Regions from separate parts of the Homo sapiens genome. Here region 2 is linked to region 1. The links are chromatin loops, found by intact Hi-C in ENCODE. Cell type or tissue: Calu3. All regions are shown on one strand. Each heading gives the region's core, and the rest is flanking DNA. Links, peaks and the distances in the headings are about the cores only.

Region 1 (15,179 bases), core at 2,390-10,389:
GAAGGGCTTATTTTATTTTTTATTTTATTTTGCTTCTTTAGAAATGCTGAGCTCCCAGATTCAGCTCCAACGAGCACTGGGAGCCCTGCAACATGGGCAGATGGTAGCAGCCTGCTGGGATTTGAGTCTTCCTTCTGCCTCTTTTAACTGTGTGACCTTAGACAACTCATTAACCTCTCTGTGCCTCGGTTTCCTCAGATGAAAGTTGAGAAGGCAGTGGTTCCTTCCTCACTGCCTAGTGGGGGATTAGAGTTGCTCTGTCCCTAATATTTTGCACAGGGCCTGATAGGCTGAGCCCTCACTGAATGTTGGCTCCCTTTGCTCCATACGGTCCTAGGGCTTCCACCCATGTTATTTCATTTAATCCTCACAGAAACTCTGTGAAATAGAAAAAAACAAGAAGCATTGTTCGGAGGCAAATCCAGTAAGAGTAGTAGGAAGCAGTACGTGCTAACTTTACCATAAATAAATGCACAAAGAAAGACTTTCAAAAACTCAAGAACACCAGAACCCCCATTCTCTGGGATTCATCTGTGGGAAAGAAACCTCTTAAAGAGTGCGGTGGATGGGGTTGAGGAGCTCCACTGTCTGTCTGGGGAAAGCTGTAGGGTTAACTGGCCCCGGGGCAAAGTCATAACGCCACAGCTTATTAGCGTGTGACCCCAAGCAGTTGTTCACCCCTCTGAGCCTCAGTTTCCTCAGTGGGCTTTGCAAGGTTGTTGTGGAGATTAAACAAATTACAAGGGCCAAGCATTTAGCGAGTCTTTGGCAAAGAGAATATTTTCTATAGATGGAGATGGCTGTGATGGCTGTGATTATTACACAGATGGCTGTGTGTTGGCCATTAGACTGGGCTCAAAGGGTGGCATTTCATTAGCATCTAGGTCAAGTACAGCCACTAACTTCTGTTCTTGAGAGTCCTCCATAAAACACACATCATTCGGGTGTCAGACTTTGCTTTTGCCTTTCTTCCCCCTCTCCCCAGGGCAACAGAGTCTTCAGGTCACTGGTGATAAAAAACCACCTCAGAATTTCTCACTTCCTTCAAAGGAGAGTGAGTCAGTGAAGTCTCTAAAGACAGCTTTCTTCAGGGACAAGCTCCCAAGTTCAGGGGTGTGACAGCACTTCTTCAGAAAACAGCATTTGGGGTCTTCTTAGGGCCCAGCTGACCCAAACCTGAAGTTCAACTACATGGCTTGGGGAGATGGAGAAGCTTGGGGAGGGAACCCCAGCATGAAGACCGACGGGCACAACCTGCAGGATGTCAGAGGAGAGCTTTTCACAGAGCTACTAGCATGTTGGGCAGTCTGTGTTCTTAAACCTTCTCTTCCCATGTCTCTTGGCCAATGTGCCATGAAATTAAAATCCACTTTGGCAAAGTGGCATGCTCTGCCAGATTTTTACATACTACGATGCTTCCATCCAGTCAAATTTCCTTCTCATCTTTTTTGTCTAAGAGCCCTCCTTGATGTGAGCACAAGGGACCTCCATGCTCCTACTTCTGCTGGTCTCCATTTCACCAGGCGCCTCCCTCCGACTTCCAATTGGCCACAAGCTTCGTCGCTCTCTCTCAAAGCAATTTTGTGTGTGAGTATAGTCAGAAGGTGAGTTCTCACTTTCGTGTCCCTCCATATTCTGCCAGCTCCTGGATTTCCAGACCTCAAGCATCAGAGACCCAGTGTCCCTGGACTCCCTCGACTCCCCAGGCTGCTCCCAGCCATCACACACTCTCTGAAATGGTGACCCTCAACTCCCAGGTTCACCTTTTTCCCAAAGGCACTGCTCATAGGCCTAGGATTTGGCCGTGTGACTGAAGTAGAGAAAACAAAGCCAGGGGACATTCCTTCTCTTCCCCAATGTTGGGACCTCCAAGATGCTGGGTCTACTGGGATTTGGCAGTGAATTCCATCTGCCTATTCTTGGTGCAACAGACCTTCTCACTGGTTTCCACTGCCCACACATTTAACGGGTGCTAGACAAAGACAGGGGCCAGAAGCAGGGGCAGTGGCACCCAGGGCTCCTTCCCTCCCTACCTCCCTCCCTTCCTCCCTCCCTCAGGCCACTTGTGTGGGGCCACATGAGACTTCTCTAAAGTTAGACACACCAGCAGATGGGTACTGGGGGAGAGGAAGGCACACAGGTGTCACAGCCAACTAGCACCTCTGGTCCTCCCACTCTTCCCCTCCCCTCCAGGCCTCCACCTCCAGTAGTAACAGAAAAACACTGCAGAAACCCAACAGTCAAAGAATGAGAAGTGTTGTCTTACAACTTCTGGTTCTACCCCAAGTCGGGTTTGTCCTTCATGATCTTGGATTTAGTTGAGTGAAAAGGGGAAAGTACCTAGATTCACACAGGACTACTGGCTGATGTTGTGGCATTTTGTTTATCTGAGCTTGCATAATGTAATGCACATTTGAGGAGGCGGTAGGGATATTCCCGTAATTTCCTAGAGGATGAATGTCAAAGCTAAAGCTAAACCAAGGTGAATGTAGTTTATATAAAGAATAGCCCCACTAACAACTGAGAGGAAAATGCTGATCCCGGGAAGAATACTGCAACAAGCACTAATGGATAACATACAGAAATAATGCTTTAATAATGCATGCGATCATGTTTTTATTAACAAAGAAAGTCTTGTTTCAAAACAAATACATCCTTGAGAGGAGTCTGAAATTAATCCCCAATAGGCAGAAATCCACATTATTATATATTCTAATTATAATTACAACCTGCTCTTAATATGAACATTCTAAATTATTAGTCACTTTATTAAGAACCAGAAAGAGGACTTCCTGCTGCATAATGAGAAGTACTCACAAGCTTCGAGAATGAGAAAAGCAAGAGACAATTCTGCACAGAGCTGGAAAGTAGTGGATGTAATTTATTTAATAAAAGTGCCTCCTTTCTCCTTTTTTGTTTAGGAATTGGTACACCCTTAGGGGTTCAGACAGCACCAAGGCTTCAGAGCTGCACTTTCTAGGGCAAGACAAAAATGTGTATCACAGAAAAATAACGATTTATCATTGTAACAGTTACATCCCACTACGGAAACCACCAGAGACTGCTTAACATTTTTATTTCAAACACGGTTTTCCCTAGTTTTCAGGTGACAAACGGAGACAGATGCCAGAAGGTGTTTTTCCATTTGTTCCTAATAAAAATGGCTAAATTCTGAGTTCATTGTCATCTGGGGTGACATTAAGACTGTGCTTTAGGCCGGGGACGGTGGCTCACGCCTGTAATCCCAGCACTTTGGGAGGCCGAGGTGGGCAGATCACGAGGTCAGGAGATTGAGACCACCCTGGCAAACACAGTGAAACCCCGTCTCTACTAAAATACAAAAAATTAGCTGGGTGTGGTGGCGGGCACCTGTAGTCCCCAGAGTAGTGAGCAGAGATCATGCCACTACACTCCAGCCTGGGCGACAGAGCGAGACTCCGTCAAAAAAAAAAAAAAAGACTGTGCTTTAACAGACTGATCCTTCTCTTCCTTCCTATGCATTCTTCCTTCAAAAGGCTCCAAAGGCAACATCTGGGTCTGGTCACTGAAGACAGATGGGCTCCTTCTACTTCTTCTCCCATCCCCTGGAGGCCTCTGCCAGAGGGTAACATGCTATTTGAATGTAATGATACGCTGGTGAAATTTTACTGGCTAGTGTTATGTTTAGTGCATCCTTATCTTTAGGACCCGTTCTGTACAGACCTCCTCATTACAGATGGATTTCTCGATTTCAAAACATTCCTGGGCTTTCTAAATGCTGTCATTGAACTAATTCTTATGATTTTTCTTCCATTACTTTCTTTATACTTCCAAGTCCTCTTTATCTGACATTGAACCTGAAGCCAGTTTCCTGAAAATAATCACTTGTGCTACTGTGGTTATGAACCAATAAAAGGTTCAGGGTTGATTTGGATTTATTTTGTACTGTGCCATCATCAAATCCTTGATATTTTCTCCGGGTGTGAAGACCTCATACACTCAGACTTAACCTGTTTCATTTTCCTCTTTTTCTTCCCTTTAAGGAACAAGGTCGAAAATGTTCTACTTTGGTTATAAGAACTAAGGTTTTCCTAGAGTAGTGATTAGCAGTAATAAAAAGGTTTTATTAAACATTAACAAAGAGCCAGATGCAAAGGCAAGAGCTTTGGAGCGTTGTCTCATTTAATATTTCCAACAGCCCCACGAGGTAAATATCATGCTCTCTACATTTTATAAATGAGGAAGAAACTGAAGCTCAGAGAGGGTTTGTAACTCACTCACAGTCACACAGCTGGTAGAGGTAAAGCCGGGATCTGAACCTGGTGACCTGACTCCAGAGCCCCCATCCTCAGTCCTCACTAAGCTCCACTGTGCTCTCAGCAAGCAGGCTGTGCAGCCCAAGGCTCAACTGTCATGTTTCTAAGGTGAAATGAATTGTGCAGTGATTCTTTGACTTCCCCCTTCCTTTTCAAACTTGATCACATTTCTGAATGCTTAGAAGTTTTGCACCAGGAGTCCATATAGTCCATCCTCATGTCCCAGGAAGGGCGATATCTGTGGTCAGTACATAGGGGCCCAGAGGGAGGAGCCAGGGCCACACCACCCCTGAGAGTGAAGCCAGTACAAGTCTACCTACAGTGAATGAGAAGGCCCAAGACACAGTCGCCTTCAATCAGGGTGTCTCAAGTACTGTTTCATACCCCAGATATGTTTCAACCCGATCGGCAAATCTGAAGAAATAACCCACCAACAGAAGAAGGGTGGTTTACATAAATTTCTTAAAGGAATGAGGTTGATGCTGAGTGTATGGAGATAGTCCAGGGAAGTAGACACACTGTGGGCTCTAGGGTCTGGAGCAGGTCACAGGGGACACTCAGATCTCCAGCCAGGCCTGAGGACACGAGCTGTCTTGATAGTGTGACTTCCTGCAACCTCCTAATTATAACTGAATTCTATCTGAAGATATGCTCGTAGAACAGATAGGGCATGTACTGATGACTTGGTGGCTGGATTTTCTTTCTGATGAATAAACTGGCATTTAGATTTAAATATGACTCATTTTTGAGTTCAATTAAGATAAGTCAGTTTCTCTGAGCCTGATACACTGTGGGTGGGCAATACATTAAAAATGTTGAGTCTGCAAATGACGGGACCCAATCCTGTGCCTTCATGACCCATAGTCCCTGATGCTCCTGGTCCCTCTCCTCGCTCCTCCTCCATGTCCCAGGAAGCAGAAAGTGGAACTCAGTCAGAATCAGGAAGGCCAATGCGGTCATGGTCATTTCAGAGTGTGGTCACTGGGTGGAGACCAGTCTCTGGGGAGGTGTTCCCATGGGGCCCCTGCTTCCCGTCCCATGAGAAACCTGTGCTCTCGGCACGTTTACTCCAGAGCCCTGTGTTAGGAGGCTCACCCAAAGGTGCAAGGTCCCAAGAGCTGGTCCTTAGAAGGAAGGAAGAAGCTGGGCTCAGTCTGAGCCTAAAGCACTCACTCCAATCCAGCTCTCATCAGAGCTCCTAGGGCGGCTCCCACACATTCCTGCAGGTATAGTCACATGGCACTGAATCACATGCACTTTGCTCTTTTGGAACTGCCCAGTCAGGGAGGAAGGGGGATGGTCAGGCTGGGAGGTTGTGTTGGACGCAGGCACACTCCTAGGTTCCTGGCCATAATACCTGCCCTGATCCCACCGAGGAGCCCATCTCCATCCCATGAGATAGTGCCCCAGATGCAAGCTGTGGTATGACCAAACCCAGCCCTCCCAGGGCCAGCAGTGACCCAGTGTGATGAAAAATCCCATAAAGCTACCAACTCAGTGAACAACTGGCCTTTCTCTTTTAACAGCTTCTTCCCATAGATCAGGACATGATGAGAAACAAACTGACGATTCTTGAAATTAAACAATAATTTCAATGATAAGCCGTCATGGATCTTACTTGGTGTTCAGTGTTTCATTTTATTTTGCTATTTTGGTCGACTGAAGCCAAAATGAATACTCAAGTTTCTCAATCTCAGCATTACTGTCATTTGGGGCTAGATAATTCTTGGTTGCAGGGGAGCGGTCTGTGCCCTGTAGCATGTTAGCAGTATCCCTGGCCTCCACCCACTGCGCACCAGTGGCACTACCCCTCTCAGTGTGACAACCAAAAACGTCTCTAAACATTGCCAAACATCCAAACGTTGCAAAATTGCCCCTGGTTGAGAACCACTGCTTTAGAAGGTTGACCCAGTTTCTTGCTAATTTGATGATGAGGTCTAAGTAATTCTGGCACTTAAAATTCCTCAGGCAGGACCCCTGTTAAAACACTCTCACTTTATCTGTGTGCACACCCTCCCGTTTAGGAACGAGATCATGGTCAGGCAGAGGGCCACTTCTGAGGGACAGGCATTTTGCCAACTGGCTCCTGTCAAGTGCTTCGTGTGATTGTCAGGTTGTGTTAAGTGAGCTGTTCCTGACTGGTTTAGCATCAGGCTTTGTGGGTGTCATATGGTCAGTGTTCCTAGTAAGTTGGGAGTTGATTTACCACAAGCTTCAAGTCTCTGTAAGTCACTTGGGGCCCTAAATTCAACACACGGACTGTCCCTTCCCTGTGTGTTGGGACTGTCCTTTCCCTGCAGAGCTGTGTCTCCAGGGACCCGTAGACCCCTGAGTCACTCAATTACAAATATTCAACAGGAGCCAACTGACCTCGGTGAGTGTGTGCCAGGGACAGAGAAGCCACGTGGTGCAGACACGAGTTCCAGGCATGGAAAAAATCCTCCTTCTTGGTCTTTACCTGTCCAATCGACAGAAGAAAAATCACCATTGAGGATATTGTGAGAGAGTCTAACTTAATAGCAAGACAGACGGCAAACATCCAAATTTTCAGTACTACATTAAGCATGGACACAGTGCAGAACCTTCTGTAGGCTGGCCTCTGTGACCTGCAAAAACTGCTTGTTAGATGAATAAATATCATACATGTAGAGAAGCCCTGTTTCCATGCTTATATTAATTTATACTAATGGAGGTCACAGACGTTAGAGAAACACGTGAAGGGGAGAATGCAGGCACAGATCAAGTGAGGCTGTTCTGATTGGGTCACTTACTGCCTGAAGAATTCAAAATACCAGAACAAACTACTTGAATCTAATCCTCAACATAACCAGCCCACGTTCCCTCCTTCCTTCCCTTGCAGTCAGGAGCTTCCATTTGTTTCCAAAGTGTTTCTCAAACATGTTATGTCTCAAGAATTGGCACTGACTAGCTGCCATGTTTGATATATGTGAGGAATTAACATAAACCTGGAGATAGGATCCAGAGTGATGGGGATGTCATTTATGCATGTGACAAATAGCTTTTCTGCATCTACTCTGTGCAAGATAGTCTTTCAATCACTCTAATGAAGCGAGTCTTTTTTCTTTGCTTTGTGTTTTAGTTGGAGGGAAGTGAGGACATATTAATATAACTAGAGTAAAATAAGAATGAAGAAGGCACAGAGAACAGAAAGATACCGAATCACAAAACTAGTAATTACCATCATTTAGGAGGAGCTGAAGGTCTCAGATTCTTATCTGACCAGACAGGAGAGTTAAATGTGGCCCGTAAAACTTTTCTTTGTTCCTTCTTGACTTTCTTTGTTTCGAAAACCACATGGGTTTAATACTTAAACTTTTAGCATTTTTTTTTTTGTGCTCAAGGAAATAACTCAAATAGAAAGTTACACTCAATGTATCTGCTTCTCATTTGTATTTAACTCACACCCTGACGTGCCCTCTCAGTTAAATAGTTACTTGCTTCCCTGCAGCTCTGCGGTTTCTGCGGGGCCTGGAGATCCACATGTAAAATCCCTGCTGTAACACAGTGCTTTGTGCTCCGGTGGAAAAACAGCGCTGCTGAAAGCCTCTACCCATGTATAATTTAGCAACATCACCTGGGGCCGCAGGCACAGTTTGGAGGACAATGTCATGGGTGCCTCGGGATCCACACCTAACTGGGGCATCTCATGACAATCGAGGGAAAGGATAATGTCTGCTTTGCTCCCTGAATTGATATCTCTCTGCACTGGTGTCACAATTACAACTGAAAGGGTGTGGCAGATGCATGCAACTCTCAGGGAACAGCCTGCAGCAGAACATCTTGGCAGGGGGAGGACAAGAGCTGGCCAGACACTTCTGGAAGTTCTGGAAGGAGATGCTGAAGCTCTACCCATTCCACTGTAAAGGACAACACCAGGAAATCCCAGTTAATATGGTTTAACCTCCTAATCATGCACCGACTATCCCCCACCATTGCATGGGAGGCAGAGAAGAATAAAACACTGTGCACATGTGTCCAAATAGAATCAAGGGCACTTTTTAATTGCTTTTTTTTTTTAAACTCAATGTGTAGAGTAAGTTTTTCACTGGCCTGATCAAAAGAAAACCAGGGACAGAAAACTAACTGGCTGTGCAATGCAGACCCCTGCCTGAAGAAGGGACTTCAGGTGGGAAACTTTGCAGAAAGCCCTGTGCAAAGCTGGCTACAACTGCACCCCTCAGAGTATGAGGAAAAAGGAAAAAAAACCACAACAAGTTCAAGTGAAGAGGAAAGGCCCCTTGAAGGCCTACCAGCCAGCTCCCAAGTGCTCTTCCTTATATGTCAATATCTTGGTGCTGTTGCAGGACATTGGAGCAGGCTCAGTGTAACCTCACCCCTGCTGGCAAGAGGCTCCCTGGCCCCACCTCCAGACCCGCCCCAGGCAGGAAGAAGAGCACCCAGGTCTTGGGGCATGCTGATGGAAAGGCAGCATTCCTAGAATAGGAAAGCAACTGACTGAGAAGCCTCTGTCCCCTTGAATTAGAGTTTATTGGTAGGAAATAAGAGGCTGAAGCCAACTGCGGGCTTCACAGTGATCCTCACGCCCAGATGGGCTGACCTAGGAGCAGTATAGGCTCTACACACCATTCTGCTGTCAAGTGGTCAAAATGAACGCATCAGAAGGTCAAATTCTGGCTCGGCCTCCAAGTGCAGAGACAGCATTAACTTCGAGAGTATTGCTGGCAACCATTATAACCCTCTAATTGCCTATGCAATGCACAAGATTTTAAAATATATGTATTGCACAAACAATATTGTGAAACAACAGAAATCAACTCTCTCATCTTAAAAAAACCTTAATACGAGGTTCCAGGAGGGGATTTAAAAAATGATATGGCTGTTCTTTGCTTCAGGCAATAAACATGCTACTGAAAACCTATGTGTAAATACAGTCTTATGCCAACTAAGTCCTTCTTAAAAATGCACCAGAAAACAGGCTCTGTTTTAAGCACTTAATTGTATTTGCTCATTAAGTCTTCAGAAGCTCTGGAAGTAGATTTTATTAAGATCTTCATTTTGCAGGTAGGAAATTGCAACACAGAAATGTTCAGTAACTTGGACAAGGTTGCAGAGCTGAGTTGGAACAGGGTGCCCAGGCCTCTGAGCCCACATCCCTAACCATGGGCTACACTGCCTCCCAATGGACTGAGAGTGAGTTAGTTCCCTGGCAAAACCTGCCCCTCCCAAGCATGCTGTTTATAAAGATGGATGATCACACATGGTCACATTTAATATCAACAACATCCCATACTTAAATCTTTGAATGAAAAGATATGACTATTTCCTGATAAAGCATCACACAGCTAAGACAAAGAGCTGAATGCATAAAGAAGTTTCCCCATATCCATTCGCCTTTCTTTTCTTGAAAAGCCTCAAATAGATTTGGGCAGCCATACAGCCAATTAAAAAAATACTTTCCTGCAGAGGATCTACAAAAAATGTCAGCTAACATCATACTTAAAGGTAAAGGCTGAGTGCTTTCCCCTTAAGTTCAAGTAGAAGATGAGGATTCTGTTATCAGCACTTCCTTTCAACACCAAAATGGAGATTCTAGCCAGGGCAATAAGGCAAGAAAAGGAAATTAAAGGAGATTAAAAAGGAATAAGTAGGCCAGGCACAGTGGCTTAAACCTGCAAACCCAGCACTTTGGGAGGCCGAGGAGCTCAGAGGGCTGAGGTGGGAGGATTGCTTGAGCCTGGGTATACTGAGCCAAGATCATGCCATTGCACTCTAGCCTGGGTGACACAGTGAGACCCTGTCTCAAAAAAACTCCAAAACAAACAAAAAGGAGTAAGTAAGACTGACTCCACTCAAAAAGACATGATTGTCTATGTAGAAAAATCTTAAGAAATATTTATTTATTTATTTATTTTTGAGACAGGGTCTCACTCCTGTCACCCAGGCTTGACTGCAGTGGCATGATCATGGCTCACTGCAGCCTTGACCTCCTGGGTTCTTGCAATCCTCCCAACCTCAGCCTTCTGGGTAGCCGGGACTACAGGTGCACAACACCATGCATGGCTAACTCTTCTGAATTTTCAGTAGAGATAGGGTCTTGCTGTGTTGCTGGATCTGGTCTCAAACTCCTGGGCTCGAGTGATCTGCCAGCATTGGCCTCCCAAAGTTGCTGGAATTACAGGTGTGAGCCACTGTGCCCAGCCTAAGAAATATATAATAAAGCTGTTAGAGAAATAGGAGCACAGGAGAACCAAGGTGACATCATTTTAAAATCAACTCCATCTTAAAACTAGCAAGGCACATTCCTTGCCAGTCATGAACCATGGTCATAAGATGTTTACAGTTGAGAAAACAGCTTAAATGTACCTGAAAGAACACAATCTTACAACAAAGGAAAGTCCAGATGTCCCAATAACCATAACGATATATGATTTTAAGATAATTATATTTATGCTTTGAGGTACTTATTCAATAAAAAAAACAAGGGGCCAAGTGCGGTGGCTCACGCCTGTAATCCCAGCACTTTGGGAGGCTGAGGTGGGCAGATCACGAGGTCAGGAGTTCGAGCCTAGCCTGGCCAATATGGTGAAACCCTGTCTCTACCAAAAATACAAAAATTAGCTGGGTGTGGTGGCACACACCTGTAGTCCCAGCTACCCGGGAGGCTGAGGCAGAAGAATCGCTTGAACACAGGAGGTGGAGGTTGTAGTGAGCCGAGATCATGGCACTGCACTCCAGCCTGGGTGACAGAGTGAAACTCTGTCTCAAAAAAAAAAAAAAGAATAATTTTCTTTAAATCAACAGAATAGTAAATTTTGCCATGCTGTCAGCTCTCCCACACATAGACAGAACTTAGCTTAGCCTTTACAAAGATAAGACCCCTATATAAGAAGGGTTTAAAACAAAGATGGCCCAGGCGTGGTGGCTCACGCCTGTAATCCCAGCACTTTAGAGGCTGAGGTGGGTGGATCACTTGAGCCCAGGAGTTCAAGACCAGCCTGGGCAACATGGTGAAACCCCGTCTCTACAAAAAACACAAAAATTAGCTGGGCGTGATGGTGGGTGCCTGTAGTTTCAGCTACTTGGGAGGCTGAAGTGGAAGTATCACCTGAGCCTGAGAGGGTCAAGGTGCAGTGAGCCATGATCGTATCACTGCACTCCAGCCTGGGCAACAGAGGGAGACCTTATCTTAAAAAAACGAAAACAAAAACCCAACAACAACAACAAAACACAAAGACTGCACATTCCTCCTCTTGCTTTCTGAGGACACCCTACTCTGTAACTGAGTAGTTTTCAATAAATGATCTCTTCTCACTGCACTGTGACTTGCCTTGAATTCCTTCCTGCACATGATCCAAGAACCCCCTCTTGGGATTTGAATCAAGGCCCATCTTCTGGCAACAAAGCTACTGGAACTACTGAGTTAAAGAAAGGCACAAAGTACAAGATTGATATACAAAAATCAATTGTATTTCTATATTCTAGCAATGAACTGGAACTCAAAATAAAAATGCCATTTACAATAGCATCAAAAATGTGAAATCCTTAAGGATACATTTTATAAAATATATTTTATATTTATATTATAAAATATATTTTTATTTTATAAAATGTAAGATCTATATATGAAAACTAAAAAAACTTCACAGAACGAAATTTTAAAAGACCACTTAAAAAAACGGAGAACTATACATTGTGTTCATAGGTCAGAGAACTCGATATTGCTAAGATGTCACTTCTCCCCATATTGATCTATAGATGCAACACAATGCCAATCAAAATGAATGCCAGCAGACCTTATTTTGTGTGAGTATGGTAGAACCATACAAGCTAATTAGAAAATTTGTAAAAGAATACAGAGGACCTAGAAAAGTCAAAACCATTTTGAGAAAAGAAGCATTGGAGGATTCACACTGCCTCATTTTAAGGCTTCCTATAAAGCTATAGTAAACGCAACAGTACGGTATTGGGGTAAGGATAGAAACATGAGTGAATAGAACACAGTAGAGAGTTCAGAAACAGAGCCACATATGTATATGGTCTACTGATTTTCTACAAAGGTACCAAGGTAATTGAATGAGGGGAAAACAATTTTTCAACAAATGGCACTAAAACAATTGAACATCCACATGAAAAAACAAAGAAATAAATGAACCTTATCCTTTACTTCATACCATATACAAAAGCTAGCCCAAAGAGAATCATAGACCTAAATGTAAACACTAAATCTACAAAGTTTCTAGATGAAAACCTAACAGAAAATCTTAGTGACCTTGGTTTAGATTTTGTGAGATAAGACACAAATTTTGAATGTTTTCAAAATTTAAATACACTGTGAAGCAAATGAAAAGGCAGGTAATGGATGAGGCAAAAATCTATGCAATCTCATATAATAAAGGATTTCTGTACAGAATTTGTAAAGACATCTACAGCTCAGTCACAGGAAAACAAAACCCAGTTTAACAGATGGACAGAAAATCTGAACACACACTTCACCAAAGAAGACAAAATGAATAGCAAATAAACACATGAAGAAGATCTGAGAAACGCAGATTAAGACCACAATGAGAAGGTACTACGCACCCACTAAAATGGCTAAAATGAGTAAGACTTGCAAAACCGAGTATTGGTGAGGATGTGGAGCAACTAAAATCATTGCTGATGGGAGTGTAAAATGTTACAGCCACTTTAGAAACAGCTGGGCAATTTCTGATTAAGTTAAACCTATACCTATAGAAGAACCCAGCCATTCCACCCCTCGGTATTTACACAAGATAAACAAAAACATATGTCCACATAAAGTCACATATAAAATTGTTCACAGAAGCTTTATTCATAATAGCCAACACGGGAAGCAGTGCGTACATCTACCACCTGCTTAATGGGTAAACAAATTGTATACACCTACACAAACGAATACCACTTCACAATAAAGAGGAACAAACCTAAGCTGTTCCATTTCTATTAAATTATAGAAAAGGCAAATTTACAATGAAAGAAAGATAAGTAGTTTCCAGGAGTTGGGGATGGGGAAGGGATTGACTGCAAAGTTGCACAAAGGAACTTTGTGGGTGACAGAAATGTCCTATATCCAGATGCTAGTGGTGGTTATATGACATATGCATTTGTCAAAACTGGTTAGTTGTACATTTAAAATTGGTTAATTTTAATTCATGTAAATTATATGTAATATATATTATTATACATTTATATATTATATAATTTTTATATATAAAAATGGATTTCTTTTTTTTTAAATCTCACCTCCCCATACTCCCTAGCCGCTAGGGTTAGACATGTAACCTCCCTTGCCAATGAGAACAGGCAGTTGTCTACCGGGAAGCTCCTCTGTAAAAGCTACTGTTTTCCTGATAACAAGATACCGCCTTTTTCTCTTTGTCCTTTCTGCACCTACCTGCTTGGAACTCAGCCACCATGTGACCTTGAGAACAGTTTTAAAGGCTGCACTATGGAGGTATATTGGTTCCCTAGGGCTGCTGTAACTCCTTACCACAATCCTAGTGGCTAAAAACAGAAATGTATTCTCTCGCAGTTCTGGAGGCTAGAAGTCTGAAATCAAGGTGTCAGCAGTTCCATGCCACCTCTGAAGGTTCTTTCTTTCCTCTTCTGGCTTCTGGTGGTTGCCAGTGGTCTCCAACATTCCTTGGCTTGCAGCTGCTTCACTCCCATTGCTGCCTCCACCAGCATAAAGCCTTCTTCCATGAGTCTCTGCTCTTCTTATAAAGACAGCAGTCATATTGGGTTAAAGCCCACCCTACTCCAGTGTGACCTAATTTGATTCCATCTGCAAAGACCCTATTTCCAACAGGGTCACATTCACAGGTACTGCGGGTTAGGACTTGAACATATCTTTTTCAAGGACAGAATTCAATCTACAACCTGGGGACAGAGAGGACGGAGAGAGTAAGAGCCCTGGCCCTTCTTTGTCATGGAGCCACAGCCTGAGTCCTAGGCTGCCTACCTCTGTCTTCTCATTGGGGGAGAACAGCAAGCCCCTCTTTAGTTAAACCACAGCAGACAAGCACTTTAGCTGATACACTCTGCCTCCCCTAATTGTTAAAGGTGATCACAGTCCCTCCTTGACCTGTTCAACAGGAGGCCAGGGTGCCCAGCACTAGCAAAACACTGGGCCTGAGGTGGCAGTTCACTGAGTGAGTGAGTGCTCAGATTGTCCTTGCATGTTCTCTTGGCCCAGCCACCCACCTTCCACCATCGCAGCCTAGGAGTGTCCCTCCTCGGTCTGGGTGTCCTTGGTCTTCTCCCAACCACAGCATTTTAAGGCCCCTGTGGTGGCTTCCCCAGCTGTGACAGCTTCCCCAGCTGTGACAGCTTCAATTTCCCTGTCTGGCCCATGCCTTCCTCCAGCCCTGTGTTCTGTGCCCACTCTGCCCTCCAGCCACGCTGAGGGGCTCAGTGTCTCTCTTGGCAATTATCCTCCATCCTGCTCCATACCCAGGACCACCTAACGCTCAGCAGCATGCTCTGCATCTCACTATTTCCCATGGGGCCCCTTCTCCCACACGTCCCCACACCCATCCGGACCCACAGATGGCCCCTTCCTCATGCCAGCCTTCCAGCCCAATACCACTTCCACGGGCTACAGATGTCTCCCTGTAATCAAAAAATCCCATTTTTTGATTAAAACAGGATGAGCAGAAACCTGAGGGAGTGCACAATCCTCTGCAGAATGCATCAGGCCTTTCCAGTGCCATCATTTCTGCTTCCACCTTCTGAGTTCTTCAGGGTCCTGTCCAGGGCAGCGTTTAAAACATTCCTCCCCTTGTACCTAGCCCCAGATCCATTTGTATGTCCTTAGAGTGATTTGACCGTGCTTACTCCTAAATCTCCCCGCTCCCCTCTCATCTCCCTGTGCACAGAGGTGGC
Region 2 (15,179 bases), core at 3,966-11,965, 68 kb before region 1:
GCCTCGGCAGCAAGAGTGAAACTCTGTCTCCAAAAAAAAAAAAAAAAAAAAAAAGATTCATGCACTTCAATGTATATAAATAGACCTCTATTTTTAAAATTAAAAGAAAAATAAAGGGAAACAAAGCAATTTGGGGGGAACCAACATGAGATTGCCAACTTATCTCTTTTGTCAAGTAAGGATAACAAAAAAGAACTGTCTATGATTATTATTTTATTTAAAGGGTAACTTTCAGCACCTAAAATATAGGGAGAATATAATAATATAATCTCTTAAAGAAAACTTATCTTGCATTATGAAAAACCCGATACATTTTATTTCCCTAATTTTGCCATAGAAAGGTCAACTCTTTCCCTAGGAAAATTACTGGCTTAGACTCATAGGAATCAAGATTGAATGGTTCTCAAGCCAGCAAAGATTAGAAAGGATTGTCTACATAAAGTCAAGTAAGTACTGCTGCTGGAAGAAACAGTTAAAGGCAGACTTCTTATGAGGACAGAGGGATTGGGGTGGTTCTAATCAAATGGGGCTCAAAAAATTGAAGTTCCATGGAGAACACTGATCTGGGCCCAAACGAACTCAGAAAGCTCTCCAGTCCTTTCAGATACCATTTTCTCTTCTCAAAAACTGTAGTCAAAGGCCGGGCGTGGTGACTCACGCCTGTAATCCTAACACTTTGGGAAGCCAAGGCGGGCAGATCACATGAGATCGGGAGTTCAAGACCAGCGTGACCAACATGGAGAAACCCTGTCTCTACTAAAAATACAAAATTAGCTGGGCGTGGAGGCACATGCCTGTAATCCCAGCTACTTGGGAGACTGAGGCAAGAGAATCACTTGAATCCAGGAGGCAGAGGTTGTGGTAAGCCGAGATCGTGCCATTGCACTCCAGCCTGGGCAACAAGAGCAAAAACTCCATCTCAAAAAACAACAACAACAAAAACCAAAAAAACCAACAACAACAACAACAAAAAAAACTATAGTTAAAGTCACTTCTAAGAAGATGGATATGTTTTTCCCTATTTCTCCTACTAAGTACAACTGAATCCTTGGATATTATATGTAAAACAAATCTTAGAAGATTCTGAGAGGTGAAGAGAAATCAGGCTATCTAGGAAGCATAGGATTCAAGGAATGACACAGTGGTGAATTCCTTGCATTTTCTTTTTGCCTCATGTATCCCACACTGGAGCTAAAAAAAGCTGGCAACCTGGAACCACCAACAGACGTACACAAAAATCCTAACAAAAGCCTAGTTTGAACAAACTGTGCATTCCATGCCCCCAACCTCTGCCATAGTTCTAAAGGCTAAATGGGGGAGCTTGCTCTTACAGCCACAACACGCTATAGTGAGGTACCCACCATGGTGTCAGCGGAGACCACATGGGGAGCTGGTACCTCCACCTCAACCTGGAAGTAGAGAGGCATCCTTCCTTTTACCAGATGGGGTGCTGTCAGAGAAGGCCTAGTGGGAGTCAAGACTTAGTCATCACATGGCGGTAACAGAGTCACTGCCAGTGTGAGTAAAGGCCCTTTAGGGAACCGTAATGTGGCTTTCCTGCCCTCCCCATCAGTGAGATGTCAGTGGAGGCCTAGTTAGTAACTAAAACTCCCACTTCCACCCAGAAATAACAAGGAGTCCCCAGCCCTTTGGATGTCAACAGAGACTAAGTAGAGAACCTAGACTACTATCCCTATAAGGCAGTAATGAGGCGATGCACCCCCTTTTCCCCACTGGAACAGTGTTAGAGGAAACCAGCTAAAACAGAAGATTTAAGTAAGATCCAGAGTTTTATAATTTAATAGCCAAGATGTTCATGTTTCGATCAAAAGTCACTTCCTATCAAGAACCAGGAAGATGTCAAACTGGGTGAAAAAAGACAATCAATAGATGTCAATGCCAACATGACAGAGATAGTGGGATTATCTGACAAAGTTTTTAAAGCAGTCATTATAAAACTGTTTCAATGAGCAATTATAAACACACTTGAAATCAATGAAAAAAAAAAGTTTCAGCAAAGAAACAGAAAATCTTAGCAATGGAAAAGTAGATACAAAGGAGCCCAAATAGAAATTATAGAACTGAAAAGTACAATGACCCAAATTAAAAACTCAGTGGATGGTTTTGACAGCAAAATGGAGGGGACAGTGGAAGGAATTGGTGAACTGAAAGATGGCACAATAAAATTACTGAACCTCAATAATAGACAGAAAATGGACTGAATATATAATGAACAGAGGGTCAGGAACGTGTGTAATTATTTTTAAAAAATGATTTAACCTAAGTGTCATCAGTGTTCTGAAAAGAGAAGAGGAAGTGGGCTGGGCAGAAAAGTACTTGAAAAATTGGCTGAAAACTCCCCAGATTTGGCAAAAGAGATAAAGCAACAAATTCACGAAGCTGAGCCCACCCCAAACAGCATAAATCCAAAGAAATTTATTCAAAGGCACATCATAAATAGCATCATAAATAGTTTTTAATCTTAAAAGCAGAGAAAGAGAAATGACATTTTACTTACAAGGGAGAAAAAAACAATTGGCAGCAGATTTTCATTAGAAACTATGAAAGCCAGAAATGTGTTCAGGTGCTAAAAGAAAAGAATTGTCAACACAGACAGTGAAATACTGTCTCTATTTGCAGATAACATGTTTGTCTATATGGCAAATTCCAAGGAATCTATAAGAACTTCTAGATTCAACAAGTTGAGCAAGATCGTAGGATAAAAGATAACATATAAAATATATGTTGATAAAACATATAAAATATATAAAACATATAAAAATAGTTTTATTTCCATATAATAGTAATGGATATGCAGACACTAAAATTAAATATGCAATACCATTTACAATCATAGATGTAATCCAACAAAGCATGTAGAAGACTAGGACTTGTGTGCTGAACACAGTAAAATGCTGACGAAATAAATCAGTGTAGATCTCTATAAGTAGAGAGACATACCATATTCAGAGACTGGAAGATTCAGCACAGTAAGATGAAATTTCTCCTCAAATTAACTTACAGGTTTAATGCAATACCTATCAAAATCCCAGAAAGATTTGTTGTAAATATAGGCAAGATTATCCTAAAATTTCTATAAAAAGGCAAAGGAATTAGAATAGCTAAAGTGATTTTGTAAAATAATAAAGAGGTGGAATCAAACTACCATATTTTAAGACTTATGTAACTATATTAATTAAGACCATGTGGTATTGGTGAAGGGATAGACACACAGATGCATAGATAAAGTAGGAAAATGCAGAAATAGAACCATACAAATACGACCAACTAATTTTTAAAGGTGTTAAGGCAATTTAACATGGGAAATATAGCCTTTTCAACTACTAGTATTGGAGCAATTGGACATTGGTACACAAAAAAACCAACAAGCAAAAAGGAATCTCAACCTAAGTTTCCTACCTTATATAAAAAGTAACTAAAAATGGATCATGGCTCAATGAAAAATGTAAAAGTATAAAATTTTTAGATAAAGCCCATAGGATAATACCTTCAGGATCTAGGAATAGGTGAAAAGTTTTTAGACTTGACAGTAAAAGTACATTACAGTCCATAAAAGGAAAAATGGATAAATTAGACTTTATTAAATTAAAAACTTTTGCTCTATTGAAGACCATATTAAAAGAGTAAGAAGGCAAGCTATAAATTAGGAGAAAATATTTGCAAGCTACATATCTGACAAAGGACTAGTATCTAGAACATATAAACAGTTTAAAAAAATAACAATCCAATTAGAAATGGGCAAATGAAGTGAACAAACTTTTCAACAAAGAGAACATACAGATGGCAAATAAGCATATGAAAAGATACTCAACATCATTAGCCATTAAGTAAATGCAAACTAAAGCTACAATGAAATATACTACATACATATCAGAATGGTTAACATAGAAAGTAATGACAACACCCAATGCTAGTGAGGATGTGAAGAGACTGGATCACTTCTACACTGATTGTGGGAATGTAAAATGTTACAGCCACTCTAAAAAAAAGTTTGGTAATTTCTTAAAAATGTCAACATGCACCTACCGTGCGACCCAGCAATGGAACCCCTGAACATCTACTACAGAGAAATTAAAACCTATATTCACACAAAATCCTGTATGGGAAAATGAAATTTATTTTATTTATTCTATTCCTAAATGTCAGAAGCTGAAAACAATCCACATATCCTTCAATGTGTGAGTGGTTCAACAAACTGCAGTCCATGTGTAGTGTGGAATACTACTTAGCGATAAAAAGGAAGAGACCATTGATATGTGCGACCACCTGGATGAATCTTCAGAAAATTATGCTCGGTGAAAAAAGCCAATTCCAAAGGTTGCATATTATGTGATTTCATTTATACAACGTTCCTGAAATGACAAAATTATAAACATGGAGAACAGCTTAGTAGTCACCTGGGATTAAAGAGAGGGTAAAGGAAGGGAAGAGGGTGTGGCTATAGGAGCCACAAGTGGTGACAAAAATGCTCTGTATCTTCACTGTATCAATGTCATTGTATCAAAATCCTGGGTGTGATATTGTAAAGCTATAGTTGTACAAGATGTTGCCAATGGGGGAAACTAAGTAAAGGGACATGAAATCTCTGCATTATTGTGAATTTATGGTTCTCTTAAAAAAGACCTTCATTAAAAAAAAAATCACAGAATAACTTTCAAGTTAGATTTTAACAAAAATGTTTTATATAAGCACCAGGAGATTATTTTTTGTTTCCTTTTATGCTTTTTAGGTGAAGCATAATAGGTATATAGCAGCTTGCTAAATTATCACAAAAGGAACTCACTCATGGAACCGTTATGCAGATTAATAGGACACCTGCATCCCCAAAGTCCCGAAAAAGTCATACACCTGAACTGGACATTTTTACTTATGTTGTCTCAGCAATAGCCAATTAGGTTAATGGAATCAATGCCTAGCGGTTCAAGGCCACAATCTGTGATGTGAATGACTAGCTGTCCAGGAAAGGAAGATGCAAAGAGTCCTTAATTTCCTTCCACAGATGTATCGGCTCTCACAAGTTAAGTCCTGTCCCTTCTCTGTGTCTTAAAATGCGGTCACCCCTACATGCTTTTTTATTTTTATTTTATTTATTTATTTTTTAATTTTTTTTGAGACACAGTCTAGCTCTGTCTCCCAGGCTGGAGTGCAGTGGCACAATCTTGGCTCACTGCAACCCCCATTTCCCAGGTTCAAGTGATTCTCATGCCTCAGCCTCCCTAGTAACTGGGATTACAGGCGCATGCCACCACGCCTGGCTAATTTTTCATGTTTTCTTCAGTAGAGATGGGGTTTTACCATGTTGGCCAGGCTGGTCTTGAACTCCTGGCCTCAAGTGATCCGCCCTCCTCAGCCTCCCAAAGGGCTGGGATTACAGGCGTGAGCCACAGCGCTTGGCCCCTATGTGCTATCTTTTAATGGTTACTAAGTACCAAACACTTTGAGTCCCCCAGAGAAGGGAAGAGAAGTGAAATGGAACAGGCCACAGCAATGTCTCGTCTGTAAAATCAAAGGGAAAAGGTAACTTACCATCAGAAAAAAGAAAAGCAACTACAAACACATTTTACACTATAAAAATTATTGATTTCTAGCTAGAATATCAATTTATACAAAAATGGATATACTGGGGTCATTTCTGTTTCAAGTTCAGTAATTTATTTAAATTCCCTGGAATCATAATAAAATCCACTATCCTTAACTGCATTACTGGAGTCTGATTGGACTCAGATGAGTCTCATCTCCTGAGAGGTCTTTTTTTTTTGTGCAACATGGCTATTCTTAGGTACAAGTTTCACCAGTCAGAAATTCTCACTGTGCATCCTGGACCGAGGGTATGAACCCAAAGACACTCACGGAGAAGGGCACCCAATTTCCCAGCACTTTAAGCATCTCCCCAAGGAGACCAGGACAATGCAGCTGCCAGAGAAACTCAGAGGCTGGAGCTCAGCAAAACAATTTGCCCTCTCTTGTGCTTATTAGTTACCCTTGAATGAAGAAAATAGAATGATCCCAGCTCAGTCTCCAGATACACAAAGCTGTACTGTGAGGCATAGCATGAGAGTGGACCAGGTGGCTGCCATGAGGAAACAGGGATTGCAGCAGGGTGACCTCAGGGTCCCTTTTACTGGCCAAACTGAAGAAACCAAATCCCATTTAGATTTTCTTAACCTGACTTGAATGGTCTGCATTTATAGGTTCAGCAATGTATTTTATACCACTGAGGAGCATGCAAGGTCAGGAGCAGATGGAAGGGGGAAGGGAAAAGAGAGATTTTCTCGTCTCTTAGCAGGACACTGTTTGTACTCATATTTTCCCTATTTCCCTGTTTTAGAGTCTTTTGCACTGGGAGGAGAAGGTGGAACAGGAGACACCCACATTCTAGTTGGTCCCTGCTGTCTCCAAGAGGTGGTGAACCAGGAGTCCTACAGATGTGAAGCTAGGTTAAAACCAGTTCTGGGGATGCTTTCAAATCAAAGAGGATTTAAAAATGTGACTCCCAGTTGCATTTCCGGTATGATCACTCCATTTCAATGTCATTTCAATAACATCCTCAACTCACTGACCACAGCCAGGGGCTGTCCCTTCCCACCCTGGCAGAGTAGGTCCCTGTGCTTACACCTCATGCCAGCTTCAGTCAGGATGACACAGCCAGGGGTTCTCACTGCCTTGAAGCCAAATCAGATGGGCCTTACTGGATGGGGTGGGTGGGGTGAATGGAGTGGAGGTGAGGGAAACAGTTTTTTTTTTTTTTCCCTCAAATTCATTACAGAGAAAAACAGAAGTCTATGGGTAGGAGGTGAGTGACCGAGAAACCCCATCTCTCTTCCCCACTCCAATGAATGCTTTCAATATGCTGTGCCTAAACCTTAGTTCATGTTACATTCAATTCTAGCGTCTGAATGTGTCTCTTGATCCAGGTGGTCTGGGGAATGAGAAATAGAAGGATGGGAAATCTGAGTGTTCATTAAAAAGAAACATTCAATGTGGCATGGAAAACAACCAACACCGCATTTGTAGGAAGTTCAGGGCACATGTACTGTTTCTAAGCCCGGCGGGTATGGGTGTGGGCTATCTGTTTTTCTTGAAGTTCAGATTTGAGAAGGGCTATATCCCAGCACCATCTTTCCAGCTTAGAACTCTCTCCTAATTTTTTTTTGTGTGTTCTTTAATCACAAGCCTTTGTGACACTAAGCAGTGACTGCATTTATACTTTATGCTTAGATTAAAATAGTAAACGAGTGTAATCCATCTTCTACGTTCAAAGGAGCCAAGCAGCATCCTGGCTTGGGGGCCTGGTGTCTACCACACTTCTGCGCATTCTTCCTCCAAGCCACATCTCCTGAGAATAAAGCAAGATGCCATTGGCAATGTCTACTCAGAACTACTTGAATGACTCATCAATCAACAGGCTTGAATGCTCTTCTTCCTCTATGATTCAACGGTTTGATTGACTGAACTGAAACTAAAACCCAACCCTAGTGGTCATTTTAGACTTGAGCAGATACAGTCAGAATCTCAATCACATGTCATCAGCAGGCCCTCCTTGGCCTCCTTATTGCAGCTGGGCTCCTGAGCAGCTCTCCCTCACTCAGGGAGGAAACGAATGGCTCCTTTCAGTAGGGCAGACGAAGGCTGCTGGCTGATGCAACTGCTCCTGTGTCCACTTCCCAGCAAGGGTGCAAAACAGGATTTGTGCTTGTGCTGGTGAATCTGGGCTTCACCTAGCAAATCAGGGGGACACCAAAATGAAAACAGCCCTAGAGGCATGGAGAAAGCCTCAGGTGCACTAAGGTGCCAACAGAAACGATGCATCTCAGAGTTGACAGTCATGACTCAAATAGGACGTGAAGGCAACATGTGGGTGAGAGTAGCAGCTATGGGTGTAAATATGATCAAATATGGGGGAGGTGTCCAGATTTCTTGGACATGGTTACAATCAGTATTTATTTTCTCTCTTAGTGAACGAGTTTTTGGTTTTTCAATACTGCTAATTTTACAGGCAATTCACTACGTTCCCTGGGAGGTGGAGTGGCCTTCCTCCCTGCTGTGCGTGGGTTACACAGCCTGCCTCACTTCCCTGTGGGTCCTTCATCACCTGCATGCTCACATGATTCCATTATTTGAGCTCATGGCAGGAAATAGAACCTGATTCAACATTTTGCTAAGTATTATTTTCACCACACTGAATAGGGTCCTTTTTTGATCTGCAACCCACAGCTGGGCTGTGGTTCTCTCAACACAGGTAGACTGAAAAGCTTCCTCCTGCATTGATTTCTCAGCATGGGCTGACCACATGTTCACAAGTACTTGTTCTTTTCCATACGTCCCAATGCAGGCAGGCACTGGCAGAGCAGGACAGCTGTGTCCAGGAGTTCAGGGAACAAAATAAGGCTACTGTAACTTCAGTCAACTTCAAGGCACGGTGTAAAATAAAGTAAGAGATTATCAGTCAAATAGCCATTTGCATTAAAATTCTCCACTTTAAGAAGCTGAGATCTTTGCTTTATTTTTTAAAAAGCAAAATGAAGTCAGTTTTAATGGAGATATACAATTGTTAACTGTTGGGTCATTTTGAAAGGCTTTCTTCCTTAAAATGAGTCTCAGCTGATAGCTACTCACTAATGCTGATAATTATCTGAAGCAAAATAAATACAAATGTCTGGGTTAATGAAGACTGAAACAGGATAATGCCTGGACACTAAATTTTCCAAGAACAAGGAACACAATTGTTCTCTACATACCCCTGCAAAAATGCTTAATGGCCAGGACACAGGAATCTTGTGTACTTAGAGACCTTGTTAGGATGGAGCCCCGGGGGCACCACCACTGGCCTTCGAGCCAAGGTCTCACAGAGAGGGCAGCAAGGGGGAGCAGCTCATCCTCCTCCCCAGCTAGGGAGACACTAGGACAGCAGTGGAGTGGAGTCCGAAATCTGCCATAGAAGCCCCAGCTTACTATTTGCTCACTGAGCAGCAAGTCAACCTCAGTTTCTCTGTGCCTACAGGGGAGTAACAGCTGTTCACACTAAAGGGTGCTTGTGAGGATGATATAAGAATGAATATGGACCTGCTCTGACAACACTGAAGTTCCAGACAAAAGAATAGGCATTAGTTATCTGATTTGAAGGACTGTGGGGGATTGGAATTTTAAAAATAAACCTCAACCCAACTCCTTCTCTTGTGGGGCCTCGGTTGAACAACTGGGCACTTGCACTGCCTTCTGAATATGTGGATGGATTTTGCCTGCTTTGGAGAAGCATATGAACTCCTCAGGGCATCTAGTGCCCTAGAGTGTGCCAAAGGAACAAGGAGGACTACAAATGGGTGATGCCTGGAGCTTAACCCACCTCCATTTGGGATTCGGAGCTCTGGTTTCTGTGTTCAGCTAGAATCTTCGACAGTCATTTAATGTCTCTCTTTCTTAGTTTTACTCATTTGTTGAATGGGGATTATATTAGCCTTACTTTCCTTGAAGGTCTTAATGAGAATGAAATGAGATAATTTTTAAGTATATATATGCATTTCTAATTTCCATCAGACTGGAGCGTCGGTATAAGTCCTGGGTGTTCTGGAAAGTTTTATTTATTTAGAAACAGTTTAGGCTGATTGCTATCTCCCTATGCTAACTTTTTGTTTTTTTAGTAAACTTTTTATTTTGGAATACTTTCAAATTTACAGAAAAGTTTCAAAGATAACAAGAGTTCTCATTTGCCCTTCACCCAGTTTCCCCATAACTATGGCTCATTGTAAAAACTAGGAAACCAATATTAATGCATTACTAATAACTATAGACTTTATTCAGATTTTACCAGTTTTTCTACTCATGTTCTTCTGTCCCAGGATTCAATACATGATACTGCATTGTATTTAGTTACCATATCTCCTGAGTCTCTTCTGCTCTGTGATGGCTTCAGTCTTTTCTCGTCTTCCATGCATCGTCAGTTTTAATGGGTACTAGGCAGGTATTATGGACAAGCTTGGCAAATCCACAGCCCATGGGCCACATGAGGCCCAGGATAACTTTGAATGTGGCCCAGTACAAATTCATAAACTTTTTAAAAAACATTATGAGATGTTTTTGTGATTTTTGTTTTTTTTAGCTCGTCAGCTGTCACTAGTGTTAGTGTATTTTATGTGGGGCCCAAGACAACTCTTCTTCCAATGTGGCCCAGGGAGGCCAAAAGATTAGACACCCCTGAATTGTAGACCGTTCCTCCATTTTGTTTTGTCTGATGTGTTTTCTCACGCTTAGATTTGGGTTATGGGTTTCAGGGAAGAGGGAAGTGTTCTTTTCATCATATCACACCACAGAGTACATGCTATCAACATGATGTTATCACTGGTGATATGTACCTTAATCATTTGATATGTACCTTAATCACTTGGTTAGGATCTACCAGGTTTCTCCATTGTAAAATAAGTATTTCTCTCTTCCATAATCTATTCTTTAAAATAAAAGCAAGTTGCTAAAGTCCAACCCACACTAAAGAGAAGGGGAATTAAGCTTTACCTCCTGGAGGGAGGAATACCTACAAATATTATTTGGGATTCTTCTGCAAGGAAGATGTGTCTTTCCCCCATTTATTTATTTGCTTAATCATTTATTCATATCATTATGGACTTGGGCTTAATTACTATATACTTGGAGTTATAACCCAATATTACATTATTTTTGTTGCTCAAATTGTTCCAGCCTTGGTCACTGGGAAGGAGCTCTCTCAGTTGGCTCCTTCCTGTGTCCCTGGAACATACTGCCATCATCACAAGCTTTTGTTTGTTTGTTTTTCAAGGACTTTCTTACTTTCTGACACCAGAACATGCTCCAGGCTCATCTTGTGCATTCACTGGCCAGCCCTAAAATCAGCTATTTCTCCAAGGACCCTGGTTCCTTTTATTGGAGGACGGTGCTAGAAATCAAGAACTGGGTGCTGGATGTGGTTGTTGTTCTGATGGTGATTTTTATCCAGATAAAATAAATGAAAATGTTTGCAGTCAGAGAGATAGGAGTTTTTGCTAGCTGTGTTACTTTGAGTGAGTTACTTGGCCACTTTGGGCCTCAGTTTTCTCATCTCTGTGTAAGAGTAATGAAAATTTTTCACCGGGTTGTTGTGGGGTCATATAGAATAACAATGAAGCAACTTTCTATTTCTGAGAACAGGGGGCTAGATTTTTTTTTCCAACTTTTCTGCAGAAAACAACCAAAATATTTGAAGAAAATACAGAAAACATCTTCAAAGCATCAATGATCTGACAAAACAATAAAGCCAAAATTTATAGGAAAATGGGAACCCAGAGAAATAAACAAGTCAGAAAATTGCATTTTCCCTGAAGGTGTTTGCCATTTCCAGAAAATCTGAATTTTCACTGACAGCTTGATGGTGGTCAGGCAGGTGACAGGAGGTAATAATAGTAAAAAATCAGGGTCAGCACTAAGCAAGAAATTTGACAGCAGATCCTCACCGTGACAAGCTGGGATGTCAAAGAGCTATATCCACAGGGGGAGGGTAAAAACATTGCTACCCTTATTGTGAGTATCTGAGTCTTCCAGAAAAGCCCAAGCCTTGAATTTGGTTTAAGGTAGGTGTCAAACTGAGAGTGTTTTCAGAGGCCTTTCAAAGGAAAATTACCTTCGATTAGGACTTCATGTACATCTTACACATTATTTCTCAAAACAAATGACCAACACACAATAAAAGACAACCAGACACACAGAAGAAACAAGACACAAAAATAAATAGACTTGTAAAGATTTTAAGGTATCGGAATTATTAGCTACAGACTATAAAACAGCTAAGTTTCAACGTATAAAAAATAAAATACAATATTGAATATATCTTTGGGGAACAGGAAACGAAAAAGTGACATGCATGATATAAAAACAAATTTTTGCCTGTAATCCCAGCACTTTGAGAGGCTGAGGGGGGCAGATCACGAGGTCAGGAGTTCAAGACCAGCCTGGTCAACATGGTGAAACCCCGTCTCTACTAAAAATACAAAAATTAGCTAGGCGTGGTGGCACGTGCCTATAATCCCAGGTACTTGGGAGGCTGAGGCAGGAGAATGGCTTGAATGGGGACCCGGGAGGCAGAGGTTGAAGTGAGCTAAGATCAGGCCACTGCACTCCAGCCTGGGCTACAGAGCAAGACTCTGTCTCAATAATAATAATAATAATAATAATAATAATTTTAAAAATAAAAATTCTAACAATTGGAATTAAAAACTGGGAGGATGGGGTAACCAGAATGTTAGATGCATCTGAAGAAAGAATCAGTAAATGTGGAGAGCTATCATGTGAAAACACCTGGACCCTTGTTAGTAATACCAATCAGCCCAGCCTCCTCTAATCTTCTTTGCAAGCACATTCTCATTTAGCACTTTCAATTGACCAAGGGTCCCAGATATTTTTTGTGAAGAATGGCTGCAAATCATTTCTCTAAAGCCTTGAGATCCCTGCAAAGAGGTATGGTGGCAGTGGGAAAGGAAGGATTTGTGCCAGTTCTACTATCCTCTCCCCTTTGGGGACACCAGCAAATGGGATGAGTACTCAGGGTTGCCAGCTCAGAGATGTGACAAAGAAGGCTTTGAGATGTCCTATAGCCCTACAGATAAAGCTTGTTCCAAAGTGGCTGGCTCCTGCCTGCTTATTTCCCAGGCTGTTAAGAGGATCCAATAAGTGAGAAGTGTGGAAAGCATGTGGCACTGTAAGAATACAAAAGCAGTCCGGGTGCAGTGGATCACGCCTGTAATCCCAGCACTTTGGGAGGCCAAGGCTGGCGGATGACTTGAGTCCAGGAGTTGGAGATCAGCCTGGACAGCATGGCGAAACCCTGTCTCTACTAAAAATACAAAAATTAGTCAGGCATGGTGGCGGGTGCCTATAATCCCAGCTACTCAGGAAGCTGAGGCAAGGAATCACTTGAGCCCGGGAGGCCGAGGTGGCACTGAGCTGAGATCATGACACGGCACTCCAGCCTGGGTGACAGAGCAAGACTCCAACTCAAAAAAAAAAAAAAAAAAGAAAAAGAAAAATAAATACAAAAGCACTTCAATGTTTTATATGAAAGTTCATTTCCTTCACTAAATATTCCTCTGATATATTGCATATTGTTTATCTAATTCTGTGTCACTGAAATACCTGGTGGCACAGATTTAAAATCTTCCCTTATGTAGGTTTTTTTTTTTTTTTCTAATTAAAAAGTATTCTTCCATCTTCCCAAAGTGGGCACTCTCTTTGTGGGAAATAGTCTTCAAAGATAGCTGCCATCAATTCTTTCCTTCCCAGCATGTACATGCTACTCCTCACATCAAGCGGTAAAGTCTCTCCTCCAGCTGTGAATCTGTGCTGGCACTGTGACTTCCTCTGACTGATAGAATTCAGTGGAAGTAACACTGTTAGTTCTGGGCCTGTCCTTTATGAAGGCTGGCATCTTCTACTTTCTCATTCCTGGAAGCCATCAAATAAAACATTCGACCACCCTGAAACTACCCTACTGTGAATAGGCCCAAACTAGGCTACATGGAAGGAGACAATTACCCGTCTGTTCCTGTCATCCTAGCTGAGCTGCCAGCCATAAGAATGAAGAAGTCTTTGTGAACCCTTAGCCCCAGCAGACACCACATTGAGCAGAAGCACTGTCTGTTAATAGCTGAACTCTGTCTAGAATGCAAAATCATGAGAAATGATGCTGTGGCTTGAATGTATCCCCCAAAGTTTATGTGTTGAAAACTTAATCCCCAATGCAACAGTGATGAGAGGTATGACTTTTAGAAGGTGAATAGGACATGACAGCTCTGCCCTCATGAATGGATTAATGCTGTCATCTCAGGAGTGTTTCCTAATAAAAGGATAAGTTCAACCCCTCCCTTCCTTCTCTCTCGCTTTCACCCTCTCTTGCTCTTCCCTTCCATGGGATGGTGCTACATGGAGGCTTTTGCCAGACGTGGGCCCCTTGACCTTGGACTTTCCATCTTCCAGAACTGTAAGCAATGCATGTCTTTTCTTTATAAATTACCCAGTCTATGGTATTCTGTTACAGCAGCAAAAAATGGACCAAGACAAATAATAAGTGGTGGTTGTTTTAAGTCGTAAGTTTGGAGTCATTTGTTATACAGAAATACATTACTGTAGCATCATTACATATACTTTTCTCTGTAACCTCCGTTTTCCTGAAAAGGAAAAATGTTCTTCAAGGTTCTCCAGGGTCCACTGTAGTCTGGTTCCTGACGACTTCTCCAGGTTTTCCATTAGACAGGTAAAGTCTTTATTGTTTATTAATATGTCTAAGTACTCCATGTCTATGATCGTCCTCACTTTATCAACCCTGTCTGAAGTTTCAACTGCATTTTCCCCTCTCAATTGGGCCACCATCTCTTAATTTTCTACTCTTCAAGGTCTAGCATAAGAATGGCATTTATTCCTAAGACGTCTGTTCTGTCAACTCTGAATTTATTCTTATGGCCAAGTTCATTCGAAAACCTCCATGCCCTGTGAGAGTATTTGTGTTTTGTTTTGTTGTTTTTTGCTGTTGTTGTTTTGTTTTGTTTTGAGATGGAGTCTCACTCTGTAGTCCAAACTGGAGTACAGTGGCGCAATCTCTGCTCACTGCAACCTCCAACTCCAGGGCTCAAGCGATTCTCGTGCCTCAGCCTCCCGAGTAGCTGGGACTACAGCCACATGCCACCACGCCCAGCTAATTTTTTTGTATTTTAGTAGACAGGGTTTCACCATGTTGCCCAAGATGGTGTCGAACTCCTGAGCTCAGGAGATCTGCCCGCCTCAGCCTCCCATAGTGCTGGGATTACAGGCATGAGCCACTGCACCTGGCCAGTATTTATGTTTTTAAAGTGGTTTTGTGTCCTTGGATATGAGCTCCCTTCATGTGGAGACTGAGTCTTATACCTGTTTGTGTTTCAGCATCTCTCCTGCAGAAAGGATGTAATCAGAAATGTGTTTTACTGATGAGTATGCTGTTTCACATTCTTTTTCTTTGCAGTAGCATTTTCGTGGTGAATACTGGCCTCACCTTCTTTTTCAGGTGCTCCGTAGCTATTGTATTGAATTCCCCATGGCTACCACTGACATAAAAATACCCCGGGTCTTTCTTCTTAATATAAACAATGTATTAATAGGCTTTGGTAAGAAGCAGAAAAGAAATCACTAAC

Evidence for each region. Peaks named below come from ENCODE experiments on the same cell type or tissue, not always from the same donor. Only the 100,000 strongest peaks of a DNase experiment are listed, where the experiment ranks them.
Region 2: a loop joins it to region 1, with 7 times the contacts of the local background. A loop is called at or near these places in 5 of 110 quality-filtered maps.

Annotation. Positions count from the first base shown.
Region 1 is chr2:111,023,201-111,038,379 of GRCh38, reverse strand. It overlaps ACOXL (acyl-CoA oxidase like), which reads right to left. Exons shown (of 18, transcript NM_001142807.4): 15 at 6,666-6,753. LOC124907866 (a long non-coding RNA gene) reads left to right here. Exons shown (of 2, transcript XR_007087182.1): 2 at 1,458-3,175. Among named protein-coding and RNA genes, the nearest start is that of ACOXL-AS1, 85 kb to the left of the region's middle. RefSeq lists enhancers at 870-1,099, 4,794-5,993. In Calu3, for the core only: no CTCF peak of the experiment used is centred there; DNase peaks (open chromatin) are centred at 5,539, 7,779, 8,669 and 9,449.
Region 2 is chr2:111,093,247-111,108,425 of GRCh38, reverse strand. The region is part of intron 17 of ACOXL (acyl-CoA oxidase like); the gene reads right to left. ACOXL-AS1 (ACOXL antisense RNA 1) reads left to right here. Exons shown (of 4, transcript NR_122074.1): 3 at 6,350-6,529; 4 at 7,283-10,085. Among named protein-coding and RNA genes, the nearest start is that of ACOXL-AS1, 15 kb to the left of the region's middle. RefSeq lists an enhancer at 7,274-7,323. In Calu3, for the core only: no CTCF peak of the experiment used is centred there; no DNase peak of the experiment used is centred there.